Regions from separate parts of the Homo sapiens genome. Here region 1 is linked to region 2. The links are chromatin loops, found by intact Hi-C in ENCODE. Cell type or tissue: HCT116. All regions are shown on one strand.

What was found. Hi-C counts contacts between places; a loop is a spot of excess contacts. Peaks named below come from ENCODE experiments on the same cell type or tissue, not always from the same donor. Only the 100,000 strongest peaks of a DNase experiment are listed, where the experiment ranks them.
Region 1: it touches region 2 in a loop (24-fold over the local background); 49 of 110 quality-filtered maps call a loop at or near these places.

The regions. Positions count from the first base shown.
Region 1 is chr12:113,025,189-113,027,688 of GRCh38, reverse strand. No RefSeq gene overlaps it. Among named protein-coding and RNA genes, the nearest start is that of DTX1, 30 kb to the left of the region's middle. In HCT116, no CTCF peak of the experiment used is centred here; no DNase peak of the experiment used is centred here.
Region 2 is chr12:112,903,401-112,905,900 of GRCh38, reverse strand. No RefSeq gene overlaps it. Among named protein-coding and RNA genes, the nearest start is that of OAS1, 2.3 kb to the left of the region's middle. In HCT116, no CTCF peak of the experiment used is centred here; no DNase peak of the experiment used is centred here.

The sequences.
Region 1 (2,500 bases), 120 kb before region 2:
ATGTATACATATTTAAGAACATCATGGTGTACATCATAAATATATACAATTTGTCTTTGCCAGTTAAAAAAATGGAGGCCGAGATTCTTCATGGCAGGGTGGGGACGGAATTCCTGTCTGCACCCAATGACTTTCTTGATTATTGAGGCACATCAGATGAAAAGTTCTTCAGCTCCAACGATCATATTGGCTGTCCTGCTGAATTGTGTTAGTCTAAAGCTTGATTTCCTGGGAGGTGCTAATGTTCCCCCCCTCAGAGAGGAGAGGCTATGTGGCATTTGAGGACGGGCTCCTTATTTCCTTCTCAGGAATGGCCTTATGTGATGGCGAGAAGCAGTCTGGTTTTGGCTGGGTGTGGTGGGTCACACCTGTAATCCCAGCACTTTGGGAGGATGAGGTGGGAGGATCACTTGAGATCAGGAGTTAGAGACCAGCCTGGCCAACATGGTGAAATCCTGTCTCTACTAAAAATACAAAAATTAATCAGGCATGGTGGTGCATGCCTGTAATTCCAGCTACTCGGGAGGCTGAGGTGGGAGGATTGCTTTAACCTGGGAGGTGGAGGTTGTGGTGAGCCGAGATCACACCACTGCAATCCAAACCTGGTGACAGAGTAAGAATCCATTTCCAAAAAATAAAAAATAAAAAAAAAATAAAGAAGTAATCTGGTTTCGTCAGATGCCTCGTTTCTCTTGGTAGTATTTTTGTGTATGAGTTGCCCAAACAGTGTGTTTAGGTTAACTGAGGATAAGACATCTTTGGGGGCTCCTGGCCAGAAATCAACCCCAGCTTTTGCAGTGGAATTGGTTATGTGGTGGACTCAAGCATTCCTGACAGAAACAGGCGTGGTTGTGTCTAACTTGACTGGCCAAGATGAGACAGCCAGAGGTTCGGGCACTCTCTGGAGTCAGTAGTGAGGTAGGAAGTGGGACTGGTTGCTGGAGGCAGACTCCGACTCTGGACCAGATTGAAGGATAGCTGAAACAGGGAAGAGGCAAAAGCACCTTTCCATAAGACACGCCCACCTGTGCCATTGCCACGGCAACACCTGGAAGTTACCACCCCTTTCTAAGGCAATGACCCAACAACCCAGAAGTTACCCCTCTTTTTCTAAAAATTTCTGCATAATCTGCCCCTTAATTTGCATATAATTAAAAATGGGCATAAACATGAATGCAGAACTGCCCTTGAGTTGCTACTCTGGGCATACTGCCTGTGAGGTAGCCCTCTTCTGCAAGGAGCAGGACCTCTGCTGCTGCTGTACACTGCTGCTTCAATAAAAGTCGCTATCTAACACCACTGGCTAGCCCTTGAATTCTTTCCTGGGTGAAGCCAAGAACCCTCCTGGGCTAAGCCCCAGTTTTGGGGCTCACCTGTCCTGCATCAATAGGACATTAGCTTCATCTCTGGGAATGCCAAGGAACCAGGTGTTTAAGCCAGTGAATGTTTCCATTCCTGTCTTCTGGTGCTCCTTAAGAGACTTCCATGATAGGACATTTAGTTTTTTTATCTAGGCCCAGAATAATACCTGGAATCCATGTGCTAAGATTCCTTACTGGGAAGAGACAGACTTGGAAGGTGGCAGTGGGTTGGTGCTCTTCCCACTGTGTGCCATCTATCTGCTCCAAATAGGGATTAGGGGTCTCCTATTACAGGTAGGGAAGAAGGAAGGAAGGTAGCAGAGCAGAACAGTGTCCCTGGCATCAGATAGAACCGAGTTTGAGACCTAGTTCTCCTATTTCCTGGCTCTGTGGCCTTGGCAAGTTCCTTCTGCTTTGAGCTCAGCCTGCTCATCAGTAATGATAATAACATTAGTGACTATTAGTGATCACTTACTAGGTGCTGGGCACTATGCCATGTGCTTTGCATATCTGTTAATTAACTCTCACAACAATCCCTGGAAGTAAGTTCTTATACTTTTTCTTTTTTTTAAAGATAGGATCTTGCTCTGTCATCCAGGCTGGAGTTCAGTGGCACAATCATAGCTCACTGCAGCCTTGAAGTCCTGGGCTCAAGCAATCCTCCTGACTCAGCCTCCTGAGTAGCTGGGACTACAGGTGCATGCCACATGTCACCACATCTGGCTAATTTTTTTGTAAAGACAAGGGAGTCTCACTATATTGCTCAGGCTGGTCTCGAACTCCTGGCCTCAAGCAATCCTCTGATCTCAGCTTGCCAAAGTGCTGGGATTACAGGTGCGAACCACAACGCTTGGCCAATCCTTATAATTCTTATCTTACTGTATTAGCTTGCTGGGGCTGCCATAACAAAATACCACACACTGGGTGGCTTAAACAACAGAAATTTATTTTCTCAAAGTTCTGGAAGCTGGAAGTCCAAGGTCAAGGTGCCAGCAGGGTTGGTTTTTCCTGAGGCCTCTCTCCTTGGCTTGCAGATGGCCACCTTCTTCCTGCATCCTCACATAGTTGTCCTGTGCATGTGTACCCCTGGCATCTCTTCCTTTTCTTATAAGGACACTGGTCCTATTGTACTGATGTCA
Region 2 (2,500 bases):
GCATGAGCACCAGCACCATGAACAGTTTACTCATTCCCTGGCAATGACCCAGTTACCACCCTTCTTCTAGAAATTTCTGAATAACCTGCCCTTAATTTGCACGTATTTAAAAGTGGGTATGAATGTGACTATAGAAGTGCCCTGAGCTGCTGCTCTCCAGGCACTGCCTATGGGGTGGCCCTGCTCTGCAGGGACAGTCACAGAACTGTAACCCTGCTGCCTCAATAAACCTTTTTCTTCCTCCTCTAGCTCACCCTTGAATTCCTTCCTGGACGAAGCCAAGAGCCTTCCCGGACGGTGTCCCAGTTTTGGGGCTCCCCTGCCCTGCAAGAGTTTCACTACCTTAAAATCCCCTATGCCTCACCTGTTCATCCCTCTCTGAGTTAGATCTTTCTTCTCCTAATATATGCATTCAATGCTATAACTTTCCCTCTAAACACTACTTTCACTACATCCCACACTTTTTGATAGGCTGTTTTTTCATTTTAATTTAATTCAAAATATATTTATTTATTTTGTTGAGACAGGGTCTCACTCTGTTGCCCAGGCTGGGGTGCAGTGGCACAATCTTAGCTCACTGCAGCCTTGACCTCCTGGGCTCAGGTGATCCTCCCACCTCAGCCTCCCAAGTAGCTGGGACTACAGGTACATGCCACCATGCCTGGCTAATTTTTGTATTTTTTGTAGAGATGGGGTTTCTGCATGTGGCCCAGTCTGGTCTCGAACTCCTGGGCTCAAGCGATCCATCTGCCTCAGCCTCCCAAAGTGCTAGGATTATAGGCGTAAGCCACTGAGCCTGGCCCAAAATATTTTAAAATTTCTCTTGAGACTTCTTCCTTGCCCCATGTGTTATTTAGAGGTGTGTTCTTTAATCTCCATATATTTTGGAATTTTCCAGCTATCTTTCTTTTGTGGGTTTCTTTTTTAATTCCATTGTAGTAAAGGGCATGCTTTGCATAACATATCTCTGTTGAAATTTGTTAAAGTGTGTTTTCTAGCCCAGAACATAATATGTCTTGGTGAATGTTCTGTGTGAGTTTGAGAAGAATGTGTTTCCTGTTTTTGTTGGATGAAATATTTTGTAAATGCCAACTATCTTTCTTACAAACCCTTAACCTCTTAACCAGATTATTCATGAGTTGACACTCTCCACTCCTACTGTATAAGATGTTGACTTTGGCCTAAGACTAAATGTCACCATGAGGGTGGGGTGCTGTCTTTGCAATACTCACTTCATTTACTAGTTGAAGATTCTTGCTGCACTGTATGCAAAAAATTAGGCCAAGTATGATAAAGCAAACCAGTCATACCATTGTAGCAGGAAGAGCTGCAGACAAAAACCCCTCAGACACCGAGTTAAAGAAGGAAGGGGTTTATTCGGCCGGGAGCATGGGCAAGACCCCTGTCTCAAGAGCTGAGCTCCCCGAGTGAGCGATTCTTGTCCCTTTTAAGGGCTCACAACTCTAAGGGGGTCCATGTGAGAGGGTCGTGATGGATTGAGCAAGCAGGGGGTACATGACTGGGGGTTGCATACACCAGTAATTAGAACAGAACAGAATAGGACAGGGATCTTCACAGTGCCTTTTTTATGCAAATAACCTATTAGGTCAGGAGTCGATCTTTAACTACCAGGCCCAGGGTGTGGCACCAGGCTACCTGCTTGTGGATTTCATTTCTGCCTTTTAGTTTTTACATCTTCTTTCTTTGGAGGCAGAAATTAGGCATAAGACAATATGAGGGGTGGTCTCCTCCCTTACCATGATTCATCTTTAGTAAAAATGGGAAACTGGAGAAAGATTATGCTTCAAAAACTATAGTACACCTGTTGTTGCATTCTAGTCTTGCCTAATGTTTTTCAATTTTTATTATTTTCTATAGTTTGGACTGAATTCTAATTTTTCTTGGCTACAAGTCTCCAAAATAATATTTTAAATTTTTTCCTTCTTTTCCCCCCATTTTCCCTAATTTGGAATCACTGAAAACTAAGTTGTGCTTTTATAAAGCCCTGCAAACTGGAGCTAGACAACTTAAACCTCAGAAAAAAATAATTACATATTTACAGACGTAAGCCACTTTCATACCTATCTGCTGATGTGTGAACTTCGGAATACTCTGGCCTGTATCTTGATTTTCCAGGATTGTTCTTTTGTTTGTTGTGTTCTCCCTTCCTCCCCCTATTTTCTCTTCACAGGACATGAGACTTTACAACCTTCTAAAAATGAGCTTTCCTAATAACTCCGGACTTACCCCTATAGTAATAAACCATCCTAGCCAAGAGAAATCAGATGAAACCTGAGACTAGAGACTCATTTTCTTCTAAAATGCTTTGTCTAAAATATTTTTAAAAAGAAAAGGGAGGAAATGTGAAAGGAAAATATCTTGGGGCCCCAAAATCACTCAGCTAAAGGGAAAAGTCAAGCTGGGGAATTGCTCAGGGCAAACCTGCCTCCCGTTCTATTCAAAATCACCCCTCTGCTCACTGAGATAAATGCATTTCTGA